Regions from separate parts of the Homo sapiens genome. Here region 1 is linked to region 2. Evidence: chromatin contacts called from ENCODE Hi-C or POLR2A ChIA-PET data. All regions are on one chromosome and are shown on one strand. The core of a region is the stretch at or near the end of the contact, and the rest is flanking DNA. Distances in the headings are between cores, read along the strand shown. Region 1 overlaps TP63 (tumor protein p63). Region 2 overlaps TP63 (tumor protein p63).

Region 1 (6,339 bases), core at 1,188-3,687, 130 kb before region 2:
TCCCAGAAGAAATGCCATACTACATGCAAATCTCAAATCACATGGCTATCTTGAGCCCTAAATCTTAGAGACTATGGATGAAATAAACTCTCACGGAACAAAAAAAAATCATTAATTCTATAACCTACCTCTCTTCTCAATCCCTCTTCAAGGAAGGCAACTAGATAGAGTAGCATCAAAGCCCTCCCGAGTCTGCAATTCCAGATCAATTCACGTCTGGCATGTTCTTATACTGAGGTCTTAAAAAAAAGAAAACTCTAAGAAAGGCTTAAATACACCAACGAACATATTAGTCTCACTTTATGCCTGGCTTTCTGAATGAATTTGAATTTAGTTTCTTTAAAAAAGAGAGAAAAATAATGAGATTTACAAATACAATGAATCCTCATTTAACATTTTTGATAGATTTTTGGGAACTGTAACTTTAAGCAAAACACATATAACAAAACAATTTGTTTTTCTCATCACTGTTATAAGAAAATAACATTGTATGAAACAATTACTCGAAGATCTCCTGCACATCATTTTGTTTAAGGTCGCAGTTTACCAAGAACCTATCAAGGACATTGAGGACTTCACTGTTATCTAAAAGATAGCCACTAGTCACAAACAGGAAATGCCAGGTGCACTTCTAATTTATGGCTTCTAGTTCAAAAAACTTAAGAGGTAAAGTGTTGTCTGTACTATCTCAAATAACCCAAAATACTTGACAGGAAGAAAAAAAAGTCAAGCTCTAAAGCTCTCAGAACAATTCCGTTAATCAAGTACAAAGTCTGTCTTAACTTAGTGCTCTCCTAAAACATTCAGTGACTTAATTTTTTTTCTTTTTATAAGCTATATTCCTTGGGACTGCCAAATTAAAAATGTCCTTTTATAAGGGTAAGAGGGTGATGAAATCAATAATTAGAACTGCTGGGAATGAAAAATCATACAAAACAGATGGAGGGTTGCCAGAGAACCAGATAAAGTTCTGGCAGCTAATCTGGTGGGAGGCAAGATTTAGGGAAGAGAAATGAGATACATGAAAATAAAAATTTGAGGGTCCAACAATAACTTTTGATAAGGAGGGTTTGAAAAATTAATTCTAAAGATCCAATTCAGTAAAATGTAAAAAGACCCTTAGCGCTGAGACACAGCTTCAGTTTGGTCTGCTTCAAAGACACTGATTATCACATGAAGTTATATGGGCTAATTATATACTATACTTTGGATTTGTCCTCTACAAAAAAACTCACTTGAAAAACATTTTAAATTTCATATCGAGAAAGATATTATTTTTTAAAAAATGTAATGTTTAAAAAGTGTTGGCCGGGTGCAGTGGTTCACCCCCGTAATCCCAGCATTTCAGGAGGCCGAGTCAGATCACCTCAGGTCAGGAGTTTGAGACCAGCCTGGACAACATAGTGAAACCCCATCTCTACTAAAAATACAAAAATTAGCTGGGTGTGGTGTCACATGTCTGTAATCCCACCTACTTGGGAGGCTGAGAAAGGAGAATCGCTTGAATCCAGAAGGCGGAGGTTGCAGTGAGCTGAGGTCGTGCCAAAAATTAGCTGGGCGTGGTGGCGCGTGCCTGTAATCCCACCTACTTGGGAGGCTGAGAAAGGAGAACCACTTGAACCCAGGAGGTGGAGGTTGCAGTGAGCTGAGATCATGCCATTGCACTCCAGCCTGGGAGACAAGGCGAGACTCTGTCTCAAAGAAAAAAAAAAAAGAAAAAGGAAAAGTGTTCATTTCAATGGCTTTTAATATATCCATCCTAATAAACATCAGGTCAATGTGTTCTGATAGTCAGTGTCCCGAACTACCAAAAATAAAAAGTAGGGGGGGTGAATGGGTACAGGTGGTCTGGGGTTGGGGTGGGGGCATTCTCTTGAGAAGTCAGCTTTAAGTGGTTAGATTGAAAACACTAATATCTTTCAAGAGGCAACTGATCATCCTTCCTTTGACTAGGACCCCAGTTTTGTCATTCTATTTCTAAACTACATGTGTATAATGGGGCAGTAAATATTGCCCAGTGAATCATGGAAACAAAGCCAAGAGGCATTGAGTTTGGCTTCTAGTCCTCTACCTGCCCACTGACTTACTGCATCATCTTGGGCAAATTATTTCTCCTCTGGGGCTCCAACTTTGGCCCCGGATTTTTTGATTCACAAATGAGGCATTCCATTTTAAGACTGTATCCACATCAAAGGAAGGGGAATTCTGCAAAGTGAGCTTGCAAACAAGTCCAAGGCCACCATATCCTTTTGGATCTATCACAATGATCAGGCAGACGCAGATCCCAACATTGGCCCCACAGTCGTCTTGGCAAGGTATTTACTTCTCCCTGCCTCCCTTCCTGCCACAGCCGTCTAGCTGCCAGACATGTACGAATTGTGCTCTTGATCATTTTTTTAAAAAAATCCTTCCTCCAAGCACTTTTCCTGATGGCTCCAGCCAAAGGGCCGCCTGTTGCCACCTGTCAGTTGCGGGGATTAATTACCTGAGCCAAGGAGGCTGGGAGCGGCACATTCTTCCCGGGCCGCGCCCACAAATGTTGACATCAAGCAGGTGGGCTGTCTGCTACTCACTTACCGTGAGGACCAGCCAGGAGCCCACTGGGCCTGGCAGGTGGTGGGAGTGGGGCGACACTTAGACCGTGCCACAAAGCAGCAAAACCTCTGCAGGGAGTAATGTGTCCTGGGTCTTCTTGGGGAGGCCATAGCCAGCTTTGTGGCTAGCCCTGGGCACTGGCCCCAGAGGCAGCTGTGTCCTCCCTGCTGAAGGGCAGCATGTTGGCACCCACCTTGGGAAGGGGCGGGGGTGGAGCTCGCCAGCCTTGTTCTAGTTGCCTGAGGGTATGGATTTGGAAACCCAGTCTAAAAAGATTTGACAGACTTGATCGGTAATTTTGCAACTTTATCTCCCCAGGAGGGTAAAATGACCTTTCATTTAGTGTCTCCTGCCAGGGCCACCTCTGTCAACCCCACCTGACCAGTAATATCATTCACAGTTACCTTCACAGAGCAGACACTGGGAGGCATTTGTCAGAGTGACTGTCATACAGCAGGTACTCGTGTTAAGGTCGGCTTACTCTTACATGTTTCCTAAAGTCACGACCATCATGAGAAAAAGGCCAGGGTGAGATGACACTGATACGTTAGAGGTGTAGAAACAGGAGCTCAAAAGTTGAAAGCAGCACTCCAGTGAATGGTGGAACTGAGAACTGAACTGCAGTTAGTTTTCCCTCTTCTCAGTGCTGATTAAAGGCCTGCAAACCACCTTCCTGACTACTGGACATCTATGTGCTCCCCTGCCCCTCAATAAAACAAACCTGGACATTCCTCAGCAATACAGGAAGACACAATTATCTGTAGAGTCAAAATTCTTCTAGTAGAAACCCTGGATGGGCAGAGAACTCTTACCCCTCACCCCTACTGGACATACCTAGTTTAACTCCCCGATAAATGAGAGACCCAGAGAAAATATCACACCAGAAGTTAGCAATGAGACATAATTAGAACTTGTGGCTTCTAATTTCCAGCCCTGTAATCTTTTCACTGTAAAACATTCCTGTACCTCTTCTCTTTAAGATGTTATTGGTGGGGGACAGGGTTGGTGGGCAGATCGGAGAGCTTTATGGACACAGACGTGACATACACGCGCTCTCTCTCTCTCTCTCTCCAGACAGAAGACAATACGTTGCAACCCCCTTCCACTGCAGTAGCAGCATGTCTGTCTCAGCACACTGCTCTGCAAGTCAGCTATCATTTTCCCTTAAGGTAGAGAAAACATTATCCTCCCCCTAAGGGTGGCTTGCTACTCCCAACTGCCTGCAAAACCGCGGGCTACTACACTATCATTTCTTTCCCCTCTGGGCCCAAACTGGTTTTCCCTGTTCCTTCCTCAGCTCTTACTTTGTTGTATCAAGAAGTCACGCTTCTACAAAAACGATAGCCCTACCTAGAGCTCAGCGTCCTGCCTGAGATATGTTTTACCCCCTGGTCCAAGACAAAGCCTCACGCAGTGGCACCCAAAGTCGTAGGAGTCCTTCCCTGGTAGCTGACCTCCTTCAACACCTGGACGCTAGAGGTGAAAGTTATTGTCTATGCTTCCACACATACTCTTTGATTGTCTTTTAAAATGACTCACAGTATAGAATTCTTAAATCTCTGGTCTCTACTGAAGGTTGCATCATTCCTAACAGAAACACGTTCAGAAACCATTCATTCTGGGAGGCACTCACAGCTCAATTTCTATGAAATGACTCAGGTATCCTTGGCGATATAATACCACACATATTGGTTCTCTTTCCTGGTAGATTTGTGGCTTGTTTTGGAGTTTCATTTGTACATCTGCTCTAAAAGTGAGTCCTCTGTTCCAGTAATGGTAATTTGTATCTGCGGGATATTCTTTTTACCGGAAGACTAGGTAGGCCAGTCTGATAAGAAGAAATGGGAGACTATGTATCGACAGTATGGAGAGTAATGGCATCTACTGATTTCCATAAATGACACCATCACTCACCCATCTGTATAGTCCTTAACAGTTTATAGAGCATTTTCATACAGCTATTAATTTAATCCTCAGCTAACTCTATAAGAAAGTCACCTGTATTCCCTTTCTGTCAAGGAAGAATCAGAATCAGAGACTTAAGTAAACTACTTTGCTCACGATAACACAAAGTTAGAATTCTCCAATCTAGGTTTTAACTTTAAATTCAGGGCCCTTACTGTACATAAGGCACATACTATATGTACATTGCAGGATGTCTTCCTGTGCCTTTGTGGTGTCCTTGCCGTGTTCAAATCATTATACTGCATGCTAGGATGGGAAAAGGTGGGGACAAAGTATCCACCCTCTATTTACAAAAGATCTATATATACATATATATAAACTTATGTATATAAATATTGCTGACCTACAACAGTATATAGCATTAAGACACACATATAATGGAGCATGAATTCCAAAGCGCTCTCTAGCTTCAAAGCCCAAGAAGGTTATTGGGAAACCTTGAATAGTTGTTTTTTTTTTTTTTTTTTTTTGGAGACTGAGTCTTGCTCTGTCGCCCAGGCTGGAGTGCAGTGGCATGATCTCGGCTCACTGCAACCTCTGCCTCCCGGGTTCAAGCAATTCTCTGCCTCAGGCTCCCGAGTAGCTGGGATTACAGGTGCCTGCCACTACACCCGGCTAATTTTTGTATTTTTAGTAGACACGGGTTTCACCATCTTAGCCAGGCTGGTCTTGAACTTCTGACCTCGTGATCCACCCACCTCAGCCTCCCAAAGTGCTGGAATTATAGGCGTGAGCCACCGCACCCAGCCACCGTGAACAATTTTTTAACATTTCACACAAAGAATATGTTCCAAGTCCTTACTGTGTATTCTCACCCTCTCCCATCTCTCTCTCTGTCTCTCTCATAAACACACACACACACGTACACAATCTATTTTTAAAACAAAGTGTTTAATACTGTTTGCCTGAATTTGGAGAAGAAAAGAATAAAAGAATTTGTAAAAAAAAAAAAAAAAAAAAAAAAAAAAGACGAAAAGCAAAAAAGAAAAAACTCAATTCCTTAACTCCTAAAACAACTGTACATCCTCCAATTGGAGCAATAGACTGAATTATGGTAGACGTCTACCTTTTTGAGGATTACTGCATGAAAAAAAAAGTTAGGATCTGCACTTTCAATGAAAAACAACACTTACCACCCGTACGTATACACTCAAATACTCTGAATACTGGGGAAAGGGTAATATGACAGATGTAAAAAATAAGACTTACGCTTGATGTATAAAACACAAAAAGCTAACACGTACTGTGATCTACAGTCTAGGCACTTCGCTAAGTTCTTTATGTCTTATATGATCATCGCAGTAAGCTGTGAAGTAGACATTGTTATTCCATTTGCCAGTTAAGTAAATTGAAACTCCTAAACGTGAAATAAGTTGCCCAATCTTTCACAGCTACTAAGCCAGATTCAACTCCAGATCCCCTCACTGCAGCACCCTTGCTCCTCCCCTGTACAGGGCTGAAAAAGAGGACAGTTCTCTCTGCTGCAAAACCTTGTGTGACTCATTTCAAGGCTGAGATAATACTACTGCCCACTGCAAGCTTGTCCTGAGTGTGGAGAAAAAGCCACATGATATTCAGGGTACAGTGCTTGGTCCAGGGTAAATGCCTGATGAACAGCAGCTATCACGATTGCATCACACTATTTAGCTGAGCTGTTGTTTCCACTAGGCAGTTTAACTGCTAGACAAGTAACACAAGGAATTTCCTAAACAAACTTCTGGAGATCAATCTTTGACTAAGGTACTAGTTAATATTACCGTATAAGAAGATACGTTTTGG
Region 2 (6,276 bases), core at 2,874-5,373:
GTTGTGTAGAATTTTTGAGTTCTTGGATTTTTGTTCTATTTTGCTTTTTAGACAGCACTTTAAAAAAAAGAGATGCTTTTTATATGAATGTGTACATGTATGTCTGTGTGTGTTTACGTTCAATGACTCTAACTCTGAGAAGCAAGCTGAATTAACTCTTTGTCATTTATGTATGCCCTTCTTCAATACTCCCTCCTGAGAAACCAGGCCTCTCATATTTGAGAGAATTTTGGAAAGATGTAAGGATAATCTCCAGCCAAGGAAAACCTATCAGAAACTGTGGTGTACATCAGTGAGAGATACAGTCTTGAAAAGGAGGCCTCTAAGTCACAACCAAGTCACTCAAACATTACTAGGATGGACAGAAAAGAAACTTCTCAAAATTTCCGCATAATTGGTGTACGAACATACACTTTAACAGACCTCTGTCAAAACAAGATTTGTTTTTCGGTACTTGTCCTTGGATATTGATATTTCTGTATTATTCTCGGTTATATTCTGTTCTTAGGCAATGAGCCTACACTATGTGATGGGATAATTTCTGGAGCGATTGCTAAAACCTCATCTCTTTGCATACGTCTCTTTAAACTTTCAGAACACCGGGAACATGATCACTTTCCCAAAAGTCATGGCAGAGAATAATAGAACTTGAAGGCAGAACTCTTAGAGGTTTAATAGTACCTTTCCCAAAGTCCACCTTATGAGGGTCCTGTGACGCTTTGCATCACACACACATACATACACATACACACAATTCCACTTACGGGGTGTCTTTAATTCATCTACAGATAATCATTTGGCACTGAGGATCTGTGAATACCACATATAAAATGAAGAGTTGGAAAATCCAACTTTGTCTAAATTGCTTTTAGGTTTCAGATGTGTTAAGGATCAACAGAAACTATTAAAACCGTACTTTGGAGAGAATGAAGACCAGGTTTTAATCACTCTTTCCATACTGAACAAAAAATTTTTCACTTGATCATATATTTTCTAATTAGTGATTTGTAAAGCCTCTCAGACTTAGAAATTGATTTGCTACTTATTTTATTATATTATTATGGACTTATTTATTGAAATAATATTCAATTATAAAAGTTATAAAAGCATCAATTATAAAATTTATAAAAGCATCAATTATAATTATGAAGAGGGATATAAAGTTATTCACAGAATATACACCTAATATAATGTTATAAGTTAAAAAGTTGGATTAGACTTGAACTTGTAATTTAATTGTTCAACTATGGTATATATAACACTTTTTTGAATTACTTTTGTTATTTTATGCAGGCTTCAGTCTCTAATCTTTTCAAAATTCAAAAATCAAATAAATTTGGGAGATGTGAAGCTTGACTTTCTGAAGTTAAAACTGGATCAGTTCATTGGAGATGAAGTACATTTGAGATTACCCCCTAAACGTTTGGAATAAGATGAACTCGTTTCAAATGAAAAGAACTCAGCTCAGGAAAATGAAGTATTTATCCAAAAACTCAAGGACCAGAGGATGGTATCAAAGGCTAGTTGTCTGTCAGCTCAAAACCAGATGCTCATGTGTAGATTGTTTACTCAAGCTCTGATAATTGGCCTCTTCCCCACTGTTGAAACAAGTTAGTAGTTTGTCCATTCATTCAGTAAACATTTACTGAGTAGTTACTTGCCAGGCAGTGTGTTAAGTGTCAGAAATACACAGAATAAACAGAATGCTATAAAGCCCAAAGGCAGGGGTACAAATGGAGATGAAGTGGCCATAAAGCCTATTTTGAGGTTTTTGCATCTCAATCTATCTGACCATAAGCCAAATAATCAGGAAATCCAATCTGACCTCTCTGTCTGTGCTGTGGTGGTCTGGGAGAATTCCCAGGCAAACCTAGCTCTTTCTTAGAGGTTTAAGATGTGGCAATAGTGGAATTTCCCAGCACCCCTAAGTCCAAAAACAGATGTCCCCATGTCACTTGACATCTCAGATATTTTCAATGGCTCCCTCTCAAGATCAAAGCCCAAACTCAATGGCATGGTTCTGAAGACACCTAATGATCTGAGCTTAAACTCATCTCATAATAAAACATAATTCATAATCCTACCTTCATTTCTGAAATAGTCCTTGCATTTTATAACCTTTCTCTTTGCCTACTCTGTCTTTCAATCTGAAACACCTTTCCATATTTGTCTTCTTATTGCTGTGATCTGAATAATTGTGTCCCCACCCTCACCCCACCAAATCTATATGTTGAAACCTAACCCCCAAGGTAATGATAGTAAGAGGTGGGGTTTTGAGGAGGTGATTAAATCATTACTGCCTCTCCTCATGAATGGGATTAGTGCTCTTGTAAAAAAGGCCTCAAAGAGCTGCTGTGTGCCCTTTCCACCATGTGAGGACAAAACAAGAAGGTGCCACCTATGAAAAAGCTGGTGCTCATCAGACGGAATCCACCAGTGCCTTGATCTAAGACTTTCCAGCCTCCAGGACCATGAGAATTTCTATTGTTTGTAAGTTACCCAGTTTATGGTATTTTGTTACAGCACTCCTAGTGGACTAAGACTTATTAATAACCTAGCTAATCTTCACTTCTTACCTCAGAATATTTCAGAAAACTTTCTTATTCCTCTCCAATCAAAAATGTCTTCTTCCATATTTCTGTGACAAACTGACCTCTGTGACTGAATTCTACCTTGTGCAGTAGTTAGTTGTTTACGTGTCTGTTTCCTGTCCTCGTAAGTGAGGACAGGGAAATGCATTATTGTATCTCAGTGTCTACCACGGTGCCTATTGTAGTGTTTGTGCAAGGTATGTGCTCAATAAATGCACATCAATTTTAATTGTTCTGTGTTTTCCTTTTCCAGATTCAGTCCTGAAACTTTCCAGAAGAAAGTTGACTCGAGTCCTGCCTACCATTTAGCTACTACTTTTCTTCAAGTGGCCTCCACACTTCTTCCACTTTTCTCCTTCATGCTTTTGCTCTTCCTCTGTCCATCCACCAAACCAACATGACAGCTTCCTATCACGGAAGTTCCATCAGCCTACCTATCTCCGCCTTATATTCTTTGCTCAAGCCCATACATCAGTGTAAGGATCCAGCTGGTATAAGATCATAAAAAGTGGATAGGCCTAACTGGAGACATTATACCCACATGAAAGAAAACAGGTTATATTTTTTAAATTGTCAGAGTACTGTAGGCTGTCAGTCATTATGGTACTGCTACAACACAAGGCAAGACACTATTCTGACAATTCACTGAATTTCTCCGTTCTCTACCCGTTTGTTTGCATTCTTCCCTCTATCTGGAGTACTTCCAGATTTATCTATTAAACCCCTCTCTTCTTTAAAGCCTGGAGCCAATGTTACTTCCTCCTTGAAATGTCTCCAATCCTCCAGGTAAAATTTCTATTTTTTTCCCCACGTTCCTGTGGCACTTTTTAACAACTCTAGTGGACCACTCATCAGCACTCACCTCACACGGGTACTATGAATGTATTAGCAGCCTTGTCTTACTAATGTTGTCATTGTAAACACAAAAATATACTTGCTAAAGATGAGGTAGAACCTCACCCAGCACAGGACCTTGTACACAGAAACCCTCAAGAGGAATTGTTGAATTAAATGCATACCTCTCCTATACCTACTCTGAGCAGTAGCAACCAGGTTCTTGGCCTAAATTCCACAAGGCTGGTTTCTGAAAAGCAAATTGTAGATGGGAAAATCTATGCTGTAAATGATTAAGTAATGGTTCCTGGCTCAACTGGAAGAACAGTGGCAACATCAAGGTCAAAAGTCTTATCTCTGACAACAGATGACCCCTACCATATTGCCTTAGACATGGGCACTGTAACCAATGTGTCTATATACTATTCCCAACTCTCCAAGAGAACAGAGAGGCATTATAATTGATGAAAACACTCTTGATATTGAACTTATTTATAGTTTTTGGAGAAGAGAGAGGCAGTTTGATGAGTGTGCTGTTAAAACTCTAGGAACTTGGCAGCAGTCAGTGCACAGGAATTCCCCCTGCTCTGCATTTTTTAACACTGCTGTGATTTGTAGACATCACTATTTAATGAAGCACACAGCTGTGTAAGAAGAGCAGGAGGTGGAGTTTGGCAGTGAAAGGCCAGCAGGAAATCTGGCAACCCATGTCATCTGGAATTTCCCTGACTCTGTTGAATCACCCCTCCTTCCATCACCCTCCTCTAGCTCAACCTTCAGGCACTCTCCAAGATGGCCATTTTAAGCACATAAATAACTATGTAGAGAAATTGCAGTATAGGTCATGCACTTTAACGCATCTTTAGCAAGTATATTTTTGTGAGTCCAGGAACTAGAGTTGGACAAATCAGCAAGATAAAATAAGAAATAATCCAAAACTGCAACTAAAGCAGTAATGGAAATATTGAGGGAAGCTAAAAAAAAAATCTATTTGGCTAACATTATAAATTAAGTATTTTAATTAAATTATCCCTGCCCTTTTCTATTTTAATTGCTAACATGTTTCCAAAGCAGGAATCTGAAAGCTGAGAAACTGAGTGGTGACCTGTAAAGCTGAGTTTTGTAGCTGAGTTCAAATCCTAGCTCAGTCACATATTGATTATAAGTTCAGGCAAGTTATTTTGCCTCTTTCAGCTATATTTTTCTCCTCTACAACAGGGAGGTAATAATATCTATCCCCTAGGCCTGTTAGGAGGGTTACCTGACAAACTATACTTACAAGGGACACAGTGAAGGTATGTTTTCTCTTTTCCTTTTCTCTCCCCACGCCTTTCCCTAACATATACACAGACTTCTATGATTTAATAGTATAGTCTAAGTCTAGTGAAACATGGACCATTTTTGAAAACATAACAAATTCAAATAAGTACTTGACATTACACAACCCCCTATTTTTGCTATTACTAAGTAAATGATATGGTTACAGTGTCTTTAAATAACTCAAAGCATTTATTGATAAATATGTTTATTCATTTATAAAATATTCCTAAAAAGTATAAACAAGGTAATGCATGTCCATCTTATGGATGGAGAAAAAGTGAGCAAAGGTTAAGTTGTATGACCCACCTTCAAAGGAAAACTACAATCCTGAGTTATATCATCCCTAACTGTAGCTTATCCATATTACATTGCCTCCCATGTATGCCTCCTAAAGTGTCCTCTTAGGAATTATAAATCAGAGAACAGGACAAATGATCTGAAGAACATTTATTGAGGACAGCATAAATGTAAAAAGCACCTGTAATTCTTTTTTATTATTATTATTTTTTGAGACGGAGTCTTGCTCTGTTGCCCAGGCTGGAGTACAGTGGCACAATTGTAATTCTTTAAAAAAGCAAATAAAAAAAGTTCTCCTCAGTGCATTTTCCATTAAGAATAAATAACATAAAGCTGTCTTAAATAAGACAAATTTAAAATAAAAATGAAGACAAAGTTGTAATAGTATGCTTCGGTTTCAGACTGTGGGCTCCATAGTGGAAAAATAAAAGAAAAAAATCATAAATAGGACAACAGAATGATGAAGGGATTAGACAGAAATATAACCTTGATGTTTGTTAAAGTTCCATGAAGCAAAGCTATAACAAATTTATTAATTCAACTCTTATGGAAAAAAAGGCTATTTAGATTCAGAATAGAAAACCATCATAATAATTTGTTCTAAAAGCAAATTTAAAATCATACCAAAAGGGAAAAGTAGTAATTTATTTCATATTGTATCTTCCTTGTTCTCAAAAAAGCTGAGCAATAATTACATACAAAAATTCATATTTCAGCTGCAGTGTACATTTTCATGATGTACAAGAAAAATAATGTACCATAAGATAATGGATTAAAAGTGAGATGATGAAATAAAACAGCAAACAAGGATGAATCTAACTAACTATATGGGGATAATACTGAGATATACCACAGTAAAATATATTCTAGGTATGTAAGAGGATTGCTTTTGGTGGAAACTGTGAAAAAACAAACTGACACTCTAAAATTTCTTGAACACAACGTAAAGGCTCTTAACTCTCGTGTTCCAGCAATGTCTCTGAGCCGTGAAGCAATGTATGGGTATAAAGAAGTCTAAGAGGAGTAATCCTATTTTAAGTATTATAAAAAATGAAAGTCTTCCTTCGCATATTATTTTTTTTAGCAGTTTAGGCGATGTTCATTATAGATTCTAGTAGAATAGTGGATAGTGACAGAATTAATGAATGAAATCTGTGTCTTTGAGTTCCAGGTGGGTTTAGGGGTTCAAGACCCTGCCCAGTCTACTCTTAAAAGCACCCTTGCACGTGCTTCC

What was found. Hi-C counts contacts between places; a loop is a spot of excess contacts on that map. ChIA-PET counts read pairs that join two places held with the same protein, here RNA polymerase II (POLR2A). Pooled maps may share reads with other maps.
Region 1: a map of PC-9 shows a loop between it and region 2 (6-fold over the local background). The contact joins two enhancer-like sites. A Hi-C loop is called at or near these places in 1 of 168 maps with a recorded cell type or tissue (PC-9) and 4 of 50 pooled maps. POLR2A ChIA-PET finds 5 or more read pairs at or near these places in 1 of 52 experiments (MCF 10A).

What each region holds. Positions count from the first base shown.
Region 1 is chr3:189,839,549-189,845,887 of GRCh38, reverse strand. The region is part of intron 4 of TP63 (tumor protein p63); the gene reads right to left. Among named protein-coding and RNA genes, the nearest start is that of MIR944, 13 kb to the right of the region's middle. Within about 2 kb of position 2,437, at least 4 of the 41 ENCODE cell types and tissues checked have a DNase peak (open chromatin) inside an H3K27ac peak, as active enhancers do.
Region 2 is chr3:189,708,623-189,714,898 of GRCh38, reverse strand. All of the region lies in intron 1 of TP63 (tumor protein p63), which reads right to left. Among named protein-coding and RNA genes, the nearest start is that of TP63, 80 kb to the right of the region's middle. Within about 2 kb of position 4,123, at least 5 of the 41 ENCODE cell types and tissues checked have a DNase peak (open chromatin) inside an H3K27ac peak, as active enhancers do.